Regions from separate parts of the Homo sapiens genome. Here region 2 is linked to region 1. The links are chromatin contacts, found by Hi-C or POLR2A ChIA-PET in ENCODE. All regions are on one chromosome and are shown on one strand. Each heading gives the region's core, a stretch centred on a gene start or an enhancer-like site at or near the end of the contact. The rest is flanking DNA. Distances are from core to core; before and after follow the strand shown.

Region 1 (7,352 bases), core at 394-2,893:
GGGTGACAGAGTGAGACTCCATCTCAATAAATGAATAAATAAGAACTTCATTTTTTGTACTTCTAACTAGAGGAGATTTTCTAAAAATCCTAAATGCAGATGAGAATTTTTTTTTTTTTTTTGAGACAGGGTCATGCTCTGTCGCCCAGGCTAGAGTACAGTGACATGATCATAGCTCACTGCAGCCTTGACCCCCAAGGCTCAGGTGATCCTCCCACCTCAGCCTCCTGAGTAGCTGGGACTACAGGTGCACACTATGCCCAGCTAATTTTTTCATTTTTTGTAGAGACCAGATCTTGCCATGTTGCCCAGGCTTGTTTCAAATTCCTGGGCTCAGGTGATTAGCCCGCCTCAGCCTCCCAAAGGGCTGGGCTTACAGGTGTGAGCCACCACACCTGATGTACATTTTTTTTTTTTAAGAAAAATGGAATCACACTAAATATTTCAGAAAAATATTTCTGAAATGTTAATTACCAAAGGATACAAAACTGTATTGAAACCATGATTCAGTTGTGTAAAAGAAAATCTGTAAGGAGATATGTGAAAAGATTGGTTGCAAGGGAATAATGAAATTACAAGTATTAGAAGGAATGGCTGGGCATGGTGGCTCACGCCTGTAATCCCAGCACTTTCGGAGGCTGAGGCAGGTGGACCACCTGAGGTCAGAAGTTCGAGAGCAGCCTGGCTAACATGGTGAAACCCCGTTTCTATTAAATATACAAAAAATTAGCCGGGCATGGTGGCGCATGCCTGTAATCCCAGCCACTCAGGAGGCTGAGGGCAGGGGAATCGCCTGAACCCAGGAGGCGGAGGTTGCTGTGAGCCGAAATCACACCATGCACTCCAGCTGGGGCAACAAGAGTGAAACTAAACCTCAAAAAAAAAAAAAAAAAAAAAAAAAAGAAACAAGATTACAACACTTCAAAGAAAAAAAGGTAAAGAAAAAAATTACAAGTAATTTTTGTTTTAACTTTTACATGAATCTGTATTTTCCAAATTTTCTACAATTCAATAAACATAAGATTAGAATAATGTAACTGTACTATAAAGATTATGATAAAAGATATTTCACAAAACAGGAAAAGAAGCAAACCAACATCTTAAAAAGTGTTTTAGTTTAAAAAAAATGGTAACAATAGAATTCTGGAAAAGTTATAAGGAAACAGAAAGATTCATTTAGCAATGTAAATAGATTATTTATGACTGTCAGTTTCACAATGCATAACAATTCAGGAGACTCAGACATACCAGAAAATTTTTTAAAGTAATAAAAATAACAAATAACAAAAGACAATGCATAACAAGAATCACAAAAATATTTAAAACATTATTTGACCCAACGATCCCACCCGTCTCTAGAAATTTATACTTTGTTTCCTTGAGAAAGCCTTACTTACAAAATTGTTTGCTTCTAATGTACAAGAGTTAAAAAAACAAACAAAAATAGAAACAATCTGAACATCCATTAGTAGAGAACTGATTAGGTAAATCAATAACATGTTAACATGACACAGCTATTAAAAAGATCAATTGGACCCAAAAAAATGTAAATTAATAGTTTCAGAGGAAAAGGGTTTTTTTTTAATTTTTTATTTTTTTGAGACAGAGTTTCGCTCTGTTGCCCAGGCTGGAGTGCAGTGGTGCAATCTTGGCTCAATGCAACCTCTTCCCTTCCGGGTACAAGTGGTTCTTTTGCCTCAAACTCCCGAGTAGTTGGGATTACAAGCATGTGTCACAATGCCCAGCTAATTTTTTTGTATTTTTAGTAGAGATGGGATTTCGCCATGTTGGCCAGGCTGGTTTCAAACTCCTGGCCTAAAGTAAGCCACCAGCCTTGGCCTCACAAAGTGCTGGGATTACAGGTGTGTGCCACCGTGGTCAGCTGAAAAAGGTTTTGGCAGGGCACGGTGGCTCAATATGGTGAAACCTAGTCTCTACTAAAAATACAAAAATTGGCTGGGCATAGAGGCGCGCGCCTGTAATCTCAGCTACTTGGAAGGCTGAGGCAGGAGAATCTCTTGAACCCAGGAGGCAGAGGTTGCGGTGAGCCGAGATCACGCCATCGCACCACAGCCTGGGCGACAGGGCGAGACTCCGTCTCAAAAACAAAACAAAGAAAAGAAAAAGGTTTTAAACATTATACACATTATGGTTAAAAATTATAGAAATGTGTGCATACATAGATAAAGTTATTGGCCAGGCATGGTGCCCTCATGCCTGTAATCCCAGCATTCTGAGAGGCCAACGCACACGGATCACTTGAGGTCAGGAATTCAAGACAAGCTTGGCCAACATGACAAAACCTCGTCTCAACTGAAAATACAAAAATTAGCTGGGCGTGGTGGTGCATGCCTGCAATCCCAGCTACTTAGGAGGCTGAGGCACAAGAATAGCTTGAACCTGGGAGACAGAGGCTGCAGTGAGCCAGGATCATGCCATTGCACTCCAGCCTGGGCGACTGGGCGAGATCCTATGTCAAAAAAAAAAAAAAAAGACGGCAGGCGTGGTGGCTCACGCCTGTAATCCCAGCACTTTGGGAGGCTGAGGCAGGTGGATCACATGAGGTCAGGAGTTCGAGACCAGCCTGGCCAACAAGGTGAAACCCTGTCTCTACTAAAAATACAAAAATTAGCCAGGCATGGTGGCAGATGCCTGTAATCCCAGCTACTTGGGAGACTGAGGCAGAAGAATTGCTTGAACCTGGGAGGCAGAGGCTGCAGTGAGCCAAGATCGTGCCACTGCACTCCAGCCTGGGCAACAGAGCAAGACTCCATCTCAAAAAAAAAAAGAAATAAAGAAAGAAAAAGAATAAAGAAATTTATTGACCAGGTGAGCTGGCTCATGCCTATAACCCCAGCACACTGGGAAGCTGAGGCAGGAGAATCACTTGAGGCCAGGAGTTAGAAACCAGCCTGGTGAACACAGTGAAACTCCATTCCAAATTTTTGCTAACTTAAAACAGAAAATCAGGCCGGGTGCGGTGGCTCACGCCTGTAATCCCAGCACTTTGGGAGGCCAAAGCAGGCAGATCACGAGGTCAGGAGACAGAGACCATCCTGGCTAACGCGGTGAAACCCCATCTCTACTAAAAATACAAAAAATTAGCCGGGCATGGTGGTGGGCACCTGCAGTCCCAGCTACTCAGGAGGCTGAGGCAGGAGAATGGCGTGAACCTGGGAGGCAGAGCTTGTAGTGAGCCAAGATCACGCCACTGCACTCCAGCCTGGGAGACAGTGAGACTCCGTCTCAAAAAAAAAAAAAAATTATCTGGGTTTGGTGGCACACACCTGTAGTCCCAGCTACTGGGGAGGGTGATGTGGGAGAATCACTTGAGCTCAGGATTTCGAGGCTGCAGAGAGCCATAATACTGCCATTGCACTCCTGGACTCTGTTGCCTGGGCAATAGAGCAAGACCCTGTCTCAGAAAAAACAAACAGAAAGTTTGTAAAAGACAAACAGAAATGAGACTGCCTGTGTGTAGATGAGAATGTTGTGGGCAGAATTTAATATATAGCTGGTTTATGAAATATTTTAAATAAAAATTTTATAGAAGTAAACAGAAGACAGATTTATCACCACTGAGGATATCTGAAATGATTACATCCCAGGTTAAAGAAAATGTGTAAACAGGAGACTAATAAGATACGAACAAATCTAATGTTAATGTAAGTTCTTGTATCTGTTTTAATATCAGTAACAGTACTTTGTAATTTCAAGTCAACAACTTTTATTCCCAACTATCTAAAGAAAATTTTTATAATTTTAATTTCCATGAAATCTCTTACCCCATACCTTTTCAACTGAAGTTTTTGAATGTGAATTCTTGCTCTCTGACTCTGTTTTGCCTTGTGAAAGAACTGATTTCTTCCCAGCCCTTGACAAATTGGGTTTAGGTCTTTGGAAGCGACCTCTCAACATTGGTTTAACATTTTCTGTTTGATCAATTTCCCTGAAAAATTAACATTATTTAAATAGCATCAAACATGCAGTCATGTCCAAATGAACTTCTAAAATAACCTACTGAGAATTAGGAAGAACTCCTTTAAGAGCTTACTTAGAACAAGAGTAGCAAAGAAAACTTAAAGAGACTAACTTGTTCTATCTGATATTAAAAATACACCATTCATCATCAGTAATTAAAACAGTGTGGTACTAACATATGAATAAACAGATAAATGAAACAAATTTAAAATCCAGAAAATAACTTCAAAATAGACATGATTTTGGTATATATTGAAGGTAGCAACTCATAATAGGGAGGATAAGATGAAATGCAATACAATACAGTGAGGATAAAACGTAAGAAATATTAAGTAAGATTAAATGATGATGGGAAGGCCGGGCGCAGTGGCTCACGCCTATAATCCCAGCACTTTGGGAGGCTGAGGCAGGTGGATCACCTGAGGTCAGGAGTTCGAGACCAGCCTGGCAAACATGGTGAAACCCCGTTTCTACTAAAAATACAATAATTAGCCATGCATGGCGGCACGTGCCTGTAGTCCCAGCTACTTGGGAGGCTGAGGCAGGTGAATCCCTTGAACCCGGGAGGCGGGGGTTGCAGTGAGCCAAGATGGTGCCACTGCACTCCAGCCTGGGTGACAAGAGCAAGACTCCGTCTCTGGATGTGGTGGCGAGCACCTATAGTCCCAGCTACCTGGGAGACTAAGGTGGGAGGATCACCTAAGCCTGGGAGGTTGAGGTTGCAATGAGCTATGATCACACCACTGCACTCCTGCCTGGGCAACAGAGTGCAACCCTGTCTCAAAAAAAAAAAAAAAAATTCATAAATGTTTAAATGTGTATGTGTGTGTGAGGGAGAGCTCAATCATACCTTTTTATACTTTTCGATGTTTGAACCCTATGAATGTATTGTCTATTTCAAAGACTGACATTTTTAAGTTTGATTTCCATTGTGACAGTACTTTACTGAAAAATAAGAATTTATGAACTGAATAGCTTTCTTTTTTTTTTTTTTTTGAAATGGAGTCTCGCTCTGTCGCCCAGGCTGGAGTGCAGTGGCATGATCTCAGCTCACTGCAGGTTCTACCTCCCAGGTTCACGCCATTCTCCTGCCTCAGCCTCCCAAGTAGCTGGGACTACAGGTGCATGCCACCACACCCGGCTAATTTTTTGTATTTTTAGCAGAGACAGCGTTTCACTGTGTTAGCCAGGATGGTCTCAATCTCCTGACCTCCTGATCCGCCCGCCTCGGCCTCCCAAAGTGCTGGGATTACAGGTGTGAGCCACTGCGCCCAGCCCATAAACTATTAATAGCTTTTAAGCCCATATGAGATGAGGAATTACAAGGAAGACTAAAAGGAAGTATAAAACTTTCAGATACCTCTTCAAAGGGAGATTTTTATGATGTTTTTAATCGTTTCTTGGGAAGATACTAATTTAACCAGTATCTGCATACTGGAAGATATACTTCCTTGAAATCACCAATATCAAAATATTATTTTGACACCAGGCATAAAAAATAACTCAAACCAAGTAAAAGTAAAATCTCATGGCAAATATTTAGGCTTCCAAATTGTTTTAGAATTTCGTAAGTTACCACCTTCCTAAAATTCATATCATTATTATATAACAGATATGAAAGAGAATCTTTCTGCAAAGAAATATAAAGTAAAACACCTGATGTTACACTCTGAACAGACTACAGTATAATTACATATTAAATGATTCCCTCTACTATTAATAAAGTATGTATTAATAATCCCCTCGAATCCCTAAATGAAGCAACATTATTATCATTTAAGAACCTTATCAAAATTTTATAAATAAATCCTATCGTATAAAATACTTACAGTGAATTATTTTTTAGGTCAACATTTCTTTCTTCTATACAACTACCCTCAGCATTATTCACCTCACACAATGCTCTAATTCCAACTTCGAATGAAGGCAAATCTGAAGTGCTTGATTCTGAAGACTCAGTTGCTACTGATGTGGCATCTTGTTGATTACTAAAAAAAAGAAAATATTTCAGAGAGAAAAGAATTCCTAATGATATATATTTTATAATTATTTTTAAAAATGTTAAACACACAAAATCACCATTTTGCAAGATGCTGCTTCACATTATAGAGTAATACAAACTGCTACATTAGCTTTTCTATGATCCATCTTGCATCATGTTATAAAAACTGTACCTCCAGAGAAAGCAGCAGCCACAAATTTACACGCTTAGGAACATGCTCAAGAAGTTTCAAAATGAAGGCCGGACAAGGTGGCTCACGCCTGTAATCCCAGCACTTTGGGAAGCCAGGGCGGGCAGATCACTTGAGGCCAGGAGTTTGGAACATCCTGGCCAACATGGTTAAATCCCATCTCTACTAAAAATACAAAAACTAGCTGGGCATGGTGGTGCAGGCCTATAATCCCACCTACTCAGGAGGCTGAGGCAAAAGAATCACTTGAACCCGGGAGGTGGAATCACACCACTGCACTCCAGACTGGGTGACAGAGCAAAGCTCTGTTTCAAAAAAAGAAAAGGCTTCAAAATGAGAAATTATTAAATGTGGTTCACAAATCAAACATGCGTAAAATAATACTAATATTTAGGAATTAGCTTTCATTAAAATTTATATAGGCAATCCTTGCTATGCAGGGTACTGTGTAACCAAAAGTCAAATAAAGCAAAGATACAGCTCCAATAAGCTCAAGTTGAGTTAACATAGTCCTACGCAAAGTGAGAACTACTATATTAAAAAATATTTCAAATATCAGCCAGGTGTGGTAGCACGTGCCTGTAGTCCTAGCTACTCAGAAGGCTGAGGTGAGAGGATTGCTTAAGCCCAGGAAGTCAAGGCTGCAGTGAGCTGAGATTGCACCACTGCATTCCAGCCTGGGCGACAGAGCAAGACTCTGTCACAAAATAAATTTCAACTAACAATAATATAACTGATAGCCACGCACTGACCATTTCAACACATATTCACATTTAGCCATACCTTTTTCTTTTTTTCTTGTTCATTTTTTCTACTAGGTGTTTATGTTTTCCTGACTTATCAGCAAGAGTTCTCTATATATTTTTATTGTCTAGATATTACACATAAAATCTCCCGATCAGTAACTTGCCTTTTATTTTCTTTATGGAGGATTTGTTAACAGAAGTATTTAATTTTACTACCATCAAACTTATCAATCTTATCTTTTAAAGTCTGTGTTTTCTACGTCTTAATAGAAATGTCTTACCTGAGGCCTTCACATTACAAAGATATTTTTCTACATTTCTTCTAAAAGTTGTAAAGATTTGTTTTATACATGTAGTCTTCAATCCATCAGGAAGTTAGCGGATATGGTAACACAAGGATCAAATATTATGTTTTTCAAATCTCAGCTCAATC
Region 2 (7,306 bases), core at 4,377-6,876, 150 kb before region 1:
TTTGACATAGATGTGCATTTTCATTAAAATTTTAATATTACTATTTTAATATACTTAATGTATTGCTTCTGAAAATGTAACCTACCACTGAATTTGATCATCTATCTATATTCTCCCCACAAAAACTAAATTGACTTCCTGGTACACATTGAACATCACACACAAATGTTTAAAATACTAAATATCACACACAAATGTTTGAAATATTGACTTTATTAGGAAAACATTTGATAGTTCTATTCGGTCATATAATCAATCACCTAATTTTAAAACTATGTGGCCAGAGGACATCAATTACAATATGGATTTTTCATTCATTCAACGAATATTTGAGCACCTACAAGTGCCAGACATTGGAGGTACAGGGTAAACAGGAGGATCCTTGCTCTCACGGAGCTTACATTCTAGCAGGAGGACAATATTAATGTTTATAGGAAAATGATGAGTTTATGACAAAGGAAGTAGATAGTGTTTTACAAGAGCATAGAGTAGGGAAGCTAATCCAGCACAGGGAGGTCACAGAGACATCCCTAAGGAAGTGGAGTTTAAACTGAGAGAAGCAAGTGCTTAAACTGAAGGATGTGTTGAAGAAGAAGGGAGAGTAGAACAATTTGGGCAGAGGGAACCTTATAGACCCTAAGGTGGGAAGGTTCAAAGAACTGAAAGAGAGCTAGAACAGCTGGAGCCGTTCTCCGGTGTAAAGAGGAGTCAAAGAGATAAGATTAAAGATGTGAAGATTAAGATCTTGGTGGCATTCAGGGATTGGCACTTCTACAAGAAATCACTGAAGGGAGTAATCTGACATTACTTTTCACTTCAGGATGGCCATTCTAACTCCAGGGGGTAGACTGGACTAGGTAAGACTGGAGGCAGGTAGACCTCTTCTAAGGCCTGCGATAGTGAAAGACAAAAATAAGTGGGGAAATTCAGGGGATAGTGAAAATCAGTAGGACTTAATGAGCAAGCCAGAGGTTCCTCCACAACAACCAGTACAGATGTCCAGTAGACCTACTGGATATGCAGGCCTGCAGCTCAGGGGAGAGCTGGGTTAAGAACCGTCAAGGCAGTAATCATCTGCATTTAGATGGCGAGTGAAGCCATGACAGGGGCTGAAATGGCCCAGCAAGAATAAATCAAACCATGAGAAACACATACATTTAAGAATAAGGAGATGTGGTCAGGCGCGGTGGCTCACACCTGTAATCCCAGCACTTTGGGAGGCCGAGGCGGGTGGATCACTTGAGGTCAGTAGTTTGAGACCAGCCTGGGCAACCTAGTGAAATCCCGTCTCTGCTAAAAATACAGAACTTAGCTGGGTGTGGTGGTGCGTGCCTATAGTCCCAGCTGCTTGGGAGGCTGAGGCACAAGAATCGCTTGAACCCGGGAGGTGGAAGCTGCAGTGAGCCGAGATCACACCACCGCACTCCAGCCTGGGCAACAGAGAAACACCCTGTCTCAAAAAAAAAATAATAATAAGGAGATGTCATGGGCTCGGGGGAGGGGGAAATGGGGAGCGCTGTTGTTTGAATGGTATAGTTTCAGTTTGGGACTGAGAACAAATTCTGGAGATGAATGGTGGTGATGGCTGCACAGCAGTGTGAGGGCACTTTATGCCACTGAAGTAACAGATGCCTTTCAAAAATAAGCCCGCTAAAATATCACCAAGCATAACCAGCAAAACAATCATTTCAGTGAAAATACAACTTTATATTAATCATCTCAATAATACAGATTACAGAACTGAGTTTACAGATTACAGAACTTTTCATACTTTGTGGGTCAGAAAGGATAACCGTAAATTACTGTCTCCGCTTTATGGGTGGTAAAACTGAGCCACAGAGAAATTTCTCTAAGAAAATTTAAAAGGAATTGATGTTCATTAAATAAATATCCTCACTGATTTTTTTAAGGTAGAAAAGTACAATGCACAGTGTTAAAAAAATTACTGTAACAGCCTCATGTTCGAGAAGTCTAAAATTTTAAGGCTACTACATGTGTTAATTTTCAGTACATGTCCAACAGAAAACATCCTTTATTCCAGTTACATCCTGAAGATACCGAAGTCAGTCTTCTCTATTGGTGCGTTGAGGGCTGCACTAAAACTGAGACCCAAGACCAGTCTGGTGTCTGCTGGATCAATGATCCCATCATCCCATACCCTGACAAAAGAACAAAAAAAGAGTTATGAATTTACCACCAAACTACCATTTATACACTCTCCATGTGCAGAAATGCCAAGGAAGTTTTCCTTCAGGTAATATATGGATCTACTGATTAGCATCCATGTACCATAATCTCACAACAGAAACTACGTTCAAGACAGAGGGGGAAAACGTGGAAAAAAATGATATGACCTTCATCCCAGGCCACCACAGAATGTCATGTCAGGCTTAAGGCTTAAGGAACTACTTTTATAAGAGATCTCAAAGTAACCCCTAATTTGACAATACGTTTACTTATTTCAGGAAAAATTTTCCTATTCCTTTTCTTCCCACACAAATATATAAGCCAAGTTGGTGTATTCTGTCATTAATATGCAGAACCACATATACCCAGGTAATAACCTCAAACTTTACTGGAAAATGTATATTCCCCAACCCCCATCCAAACTCTTAAGAAACTATGAAAATTATTGAATAGGCTTCAGTACATTTTATCTTATTTATTATTATTATTATTTTTGAGATGGAGTCTCGCTCTGTCACCCAGGCTGGAGTGCAGTGCAGTGGCACGATCTCAGTTCACTGCAATCTCCGCCCTCTGGGTTCAAGCAATTCTCCTGCCTCAGCCTCCCTAGCAGCTGGTATTACAGGAGTGCGCTACCACACTTGGCTAATTTTTGTATTTGTAGAAGAGACGGGGTTTCGCCATGTTGGCCAGGCCAGTTTTGAACTCCTGACCTCAGGTGATCCGCCCACCTCAGCCTCCCAAAGTGCTGCGATTACAGGCGTGAGCCACCACACCCGGCCAGCTTCAGTACATTTTATTAATAAAATAGATACCTTCAAATGTAGGTCTTTATTTTTTGCTACAATAGGAAAAACAATAACTTTAAACTGCTTGCAGAAGAAACTTTTAAGTAGAAATTTTAGTTTCCTTCTCATTGACAACCTCAAATGTATAACGAAAAATGACTGAGAAATATTACTTTTTAAAGGTTATTAGTAGGTGGCAGTTTGCTTTTTTTATATAAACTCCCTTCGGTATCTGAACCTGGCATCAACTATTAAACCATTCTTACATTGACAGACATGAATCAAACCTTTGCTCATAAAACATTCATAATAGGGACCCTAAAGTATCAACACCCAATAAAAAGAAAGCCACTCTTGTCATCTGCAACCAGGTGAATTGATTACACTCCCTCTGAAGCCTGCAGCACAGCAAGCATGGTGATGAAGGGGCTGCTTAATAATGTTCATTAAAAAGACTGCCCCAGGTAAGAGGCACTAATGAAATGCCGGATAAAAGTTTGATTATAAAAACAACTGAGCAGAAGCAAATTGGCACGCTACATATGTAACCTATTAGGATTAAGGAAAACATTGTAGGTTTCAGTAACTGATAATAACAAGCTCTGTCTCTGAAAAGACAGATCTAGCCATGTTCAAACCTAAGCAGGCCAGGGAATTTTACTGTGAAGCTGAGATTTACTAAACCCAAGGAAGGTACCATAAACTGGCTTGGAAATCCTTTCAGCTTTGAAAGAAAGCTGCTGTCTCCATGCCACCAGCTGTTTCAACAGAAGGGTTAAACATCTACAGATCTGGCCAGGTGCAGTGGCTCATGCCTGTAATCCCAGTACTTTGGGAAGCCGAGGCGGGTGGATCACCTGAGGTTGGGAGTTCGAGACAAGCCTGACCAACATGGAGAAACCCCATCTCTATTAAAAATACAAAATTAGCCAGGCGTGGTGGCACACGCCTGTAATCCCAGCTACTCGGGAGGCTGAGGCAGGAGAATCCCTTGAACCCAGGAGGCGGAAGTTGCAGTGAGCCGAGATCATGCCATTGCACTCCAGCCTGGGCAACAAGAAACTCTGTCTCAAAAAAAAAAAAAAAAAATCTACAGATCCACAGAAAACTTTACTGTCTGTTAACATTTATTTCCAAAGATAAGTCTCTCTGGGCCATTTACTCTTCTGCCTTGAATGTAATCCATTAAAAAATAATAATAATGTTAGTATGAAAATAATAAAAGATGCAATCTTTCTCAAGAGATGATTTATCTTAGCCAGGGCTGAAAAACAAGCTAACAGCTCACACAAAATACACAATTTTTCAAACTTTAATATTTCAGCTGTCCCTGTGTATTTCAGTCAAAATCTTATGTGGAAAAAAAAAACTATAGAAAAGCTTAACAATATATATTTTATATTTCATCTCAAACCTCTTATACGGCTTTCTATTGCTTCTTTCCATTTACTGGCTACTATATGTCTGTTTACACGATGATAAAATCAGGAACATGTTTAGCTCTCAAAGACTATAAAATATTTTGTTCTTAATTAAATGAATCAAACCACCACAATAAAATATACCTGTAAATTTGTTTGTAAAAATATATATTCAGCAAAAAACCTTTAAAAATTCCCAAATATTGGCCAGCCACGATTACAGGTGGCTCACGCCTGTAATCCAAGCACTTTGGGAGGCCGAGGCAGGATCACTTGAGCTCAGGCATTCAAGACCAGCCTGGCCAACATGGTGAAACCCCATCTCTACAAAAAATACAAAAAAATTAGCCAGGTGTGGTGGCACATGTCTGTAGTCCCAGCTTTGGAGGCCGACGCAAGAGGATTGCTTGAGTCCGGGAGGCAGAGATTGCAGTGAGCTGAGATCACGTCACTGCACTCCAAACTGGGCAACAGAGTGAGACTCTGTCTTTAAAGAAAACAAAAACAAAAACACATACACACACCCAAATGGTATTATTTATCTCCTCAAACTAATTATGTTCTTGAAAATCAGTATGTTTTGTCTTTGTATCCACCAAGGAACCATTCAAATGATTGTAATGGACTCTAACTTTTGCTTTTTTTTTTTTTTTTTGAGATAGGGCCTTGTTCTGTCACCCAGGTTGGAGCACAGTGGCATGATCTCGGCTCACTGCAGCCTTGACCTCCCAGGTTCAACTGATCTGCTTGCCTCAGCCTTCTGAGTAGCTGGGACTACAGGTGCACACCATCACGCCTGGCTAATTTTTGTATATTTTTTGTAGAGACTGGGTCTCACCATGTTGCCCCGCTAGTTTCGAACTCCTGGGCTCAAGCAATCTGCCCGCCCTGGCCTCTCAAAATGCTGGGATTATAAGTGTGAGCCACTGTGCCTGGCCTGATTTTCTTTTCTCTCCCCTCTCCTCTCCAGTTTGCCTTCGCCAGCATAAATTACAACATAAGCTAATTTTACAAGATGCAGAAAGAGTTACTTTCTTTTTTCCATCTGCCCAAGGGATGAAAGGAAGACATGAAGCTTAGATTAGTCTTCGGAATGCAGAACACTAAAGTTGTTGAAGAAAGATGTGAAAGCAGGCACCAGCAGGTCTTCAGCTGGGACAGGCATGATAATTTATTACCTCATTAAGTGGTGTAAGAAAAAAACCGAGCCAACAGCGGCAATGGTCTGTGAGGTAATTATTTGGCGCCGACACACAGACCCTGGCAGTGACTAATCACCTTTCAAACGTACAAGCATACTTGTCAACAAATGCCAGTAAGTGTTCAACCAATCTCATGTTTAAAATGGGGTAAAAACAAAATGATCAAGGAGAGGGGTTTTTAAGCAAAAATTAGAACTTCTGAAGTAACACAGCCAAGCTTATAACTTATTCTCGGCTCCTAACATGGCCCACCTTGGGCTGCAGGACCCCTCCAGGCCCCAGACACCTCAACTAGGGGGAAGACAAGGGAAGCGAGAATCAGACCACTGGTGGTGAGTCCACAGTGCAGGGATGCTGGGAGGAGGGGTGGCATTTCAGCAGTAGCCATTCAGATTGTAAAGAAACAACAGTACAAAATTAAGTGTGTCCAAATGTTATTTTCCAGTTCCTATGAATGCTGGACCATCTCAACTACACAGAGCTCTGTAAAGCTGTTCCTCTGACTGCCATCTGCACCCATCAGAGAGTTAGTGATGTTCTGGCCCCCACCTTGCGCTGGAATAGTAAGGGTTTCCTTCCTCTTCAAACTTCTTAATGATGGGCTCTTTTAAAGCCGCTTCATCAGCACTGGAGAACTAAAGGAAAAGAGGCCATGAGTAAGTCAGCTTCAGTGAACAACTGGCCCTGTTTAGATCATCTCAATTCAAAAGAAACAACAGATGTCATGAATAATAATGTTACATCTAACATGTGCATAGTGATGTATAAATTACAAGTGATCATTAACATACACGCTAAGACATGAGTATCAAGTTAGTGCCCCATCCCATCTCTCCTAACAGAGACAATATCCTGAGGCTATTTCACGTAAGGTGAAAGCCCAGGGTACTGTGTATCACAGCAAGGTACAATAATAGATGTGAATTATACAACCCAACAAAAGGGCTGCATTACACTTAGCAACCTCCAGTTAAGAATGTGGAAAAGTATGAGATTCTCATTTAAAATAGCCAAAATTTAAAACTTAAGCTTAAATGTTTAAGCTTAAAGGGGTAAAATACCAACCAAATCTTGAATAACCTTTTCAGTCAAGTTCCCAGAGAACTGAGAGATATTTTCCCCTAATTAAGAATTTCACAGCCTTCCCATCAGTATTACAAGGATCAAGTGATAATTAATTCAGATGTAAAAATCTTCAGAACTTAATTTGAAACCCTGAAAAATACTTTCAACTCAAAAAGCAACTCGACAGCAGAAACAAAGACTTATTTCAAATAAACTCTACCTTCTTTTACGTAAATATGCTAATACCTTAATATCATTTTCTAGGTCACGAATTCTGAGGGAGAACCATTAACACACTGTGCTTTCCTTTCCTGTATAAAAATGAATGAATTCAAGTATCTGTATATTGAAGTAATCAAAGAACAACTACTTAATAAGAGATCACCATGCTAGGCTTCATAGAGTTTCAGACATGTCTTTGAAGTATCAGGTAGAATTTCATATCTCACCTCCCCCACCCACACACCCACACCCCAACCACTCGCACAAAAGCAAAGCTATCTGTTTCCTTTGATACTAGTAGGTACTAAAGTGAATCTGAAACCTCAATGTAAGTCTCCAGAGTTCCGAGTGCTTGGAAAAGACAACTAGGGATGTGAGGCATGGATGGATGCATTCAGGGAGGCAGTACCTCACTCCACAA

The links. A loop is a pair of places that touch in the nucleus more often than their neighbours do. ChIA-PET counts read pairs that join two places held with the same protein, here RNA polymerase II (POLR2A).
Region 2: a loop to region 1 is called in a map of left ventricle myocardium inferior, with 2.9 times the contacts of the local background. The contact joins two enhancer-like sites. A Hi-C loop is called at or near these places in 1 of 168 maps with a recorded cell type or tissue (left ventricle myocardium inferior). POLR2A ChIA-PET finds 5 or more read pairs at or near these places in 2 of 52 experiments (activated CD4-positive, alpha-beta memory T cell and activated naive CD4-positive, alpha-beta T cell).

The regions. Positions count from the first base shown.
Region 1 is chr5:71,493,867-71,501,218 of GRCh38, reverse strand. It overlaps BDP1 (BDP1 general transcription factor IIIB subunit), which reads right to left. Exons shown (of 39, transcript NM_018429.3): 12 at 5,811-5,969; 13 at 3,793-3,949. Among named protein-coding and RNA genes, the nearest start is that of BDP1, 42 kb to the right of the region's middle. Within about 2 kb of position 1,643, at least 2 of the 41 ENCODE cell types and tissues checked have a DNase peak (open chromatin) inside an H3K27ac peak, as active enhancers do.
Region 2 is chr5:71,651,596-71,658,901 of GRCh38, reverse strand. MCCC2 (methylcrotonyl-CoA carboxylase subunit 2) reads right to left here. Exons shown (of 17, transcript NM_022132.5): 16 at 6,148-6,233; 17 at 196-2,159. The coding sequence ends at 2,042. Among named protein-coding and RNA genes, the nearest start is that of CARTPT, 64 kb to the left of the region's middle. Within about 2 kb of position 5,626, at least 4 of the 41 ENCODE cell types and tissues checked have a DNase peak (open chromatin) inside an H3K27ac peak, as active enhancers do.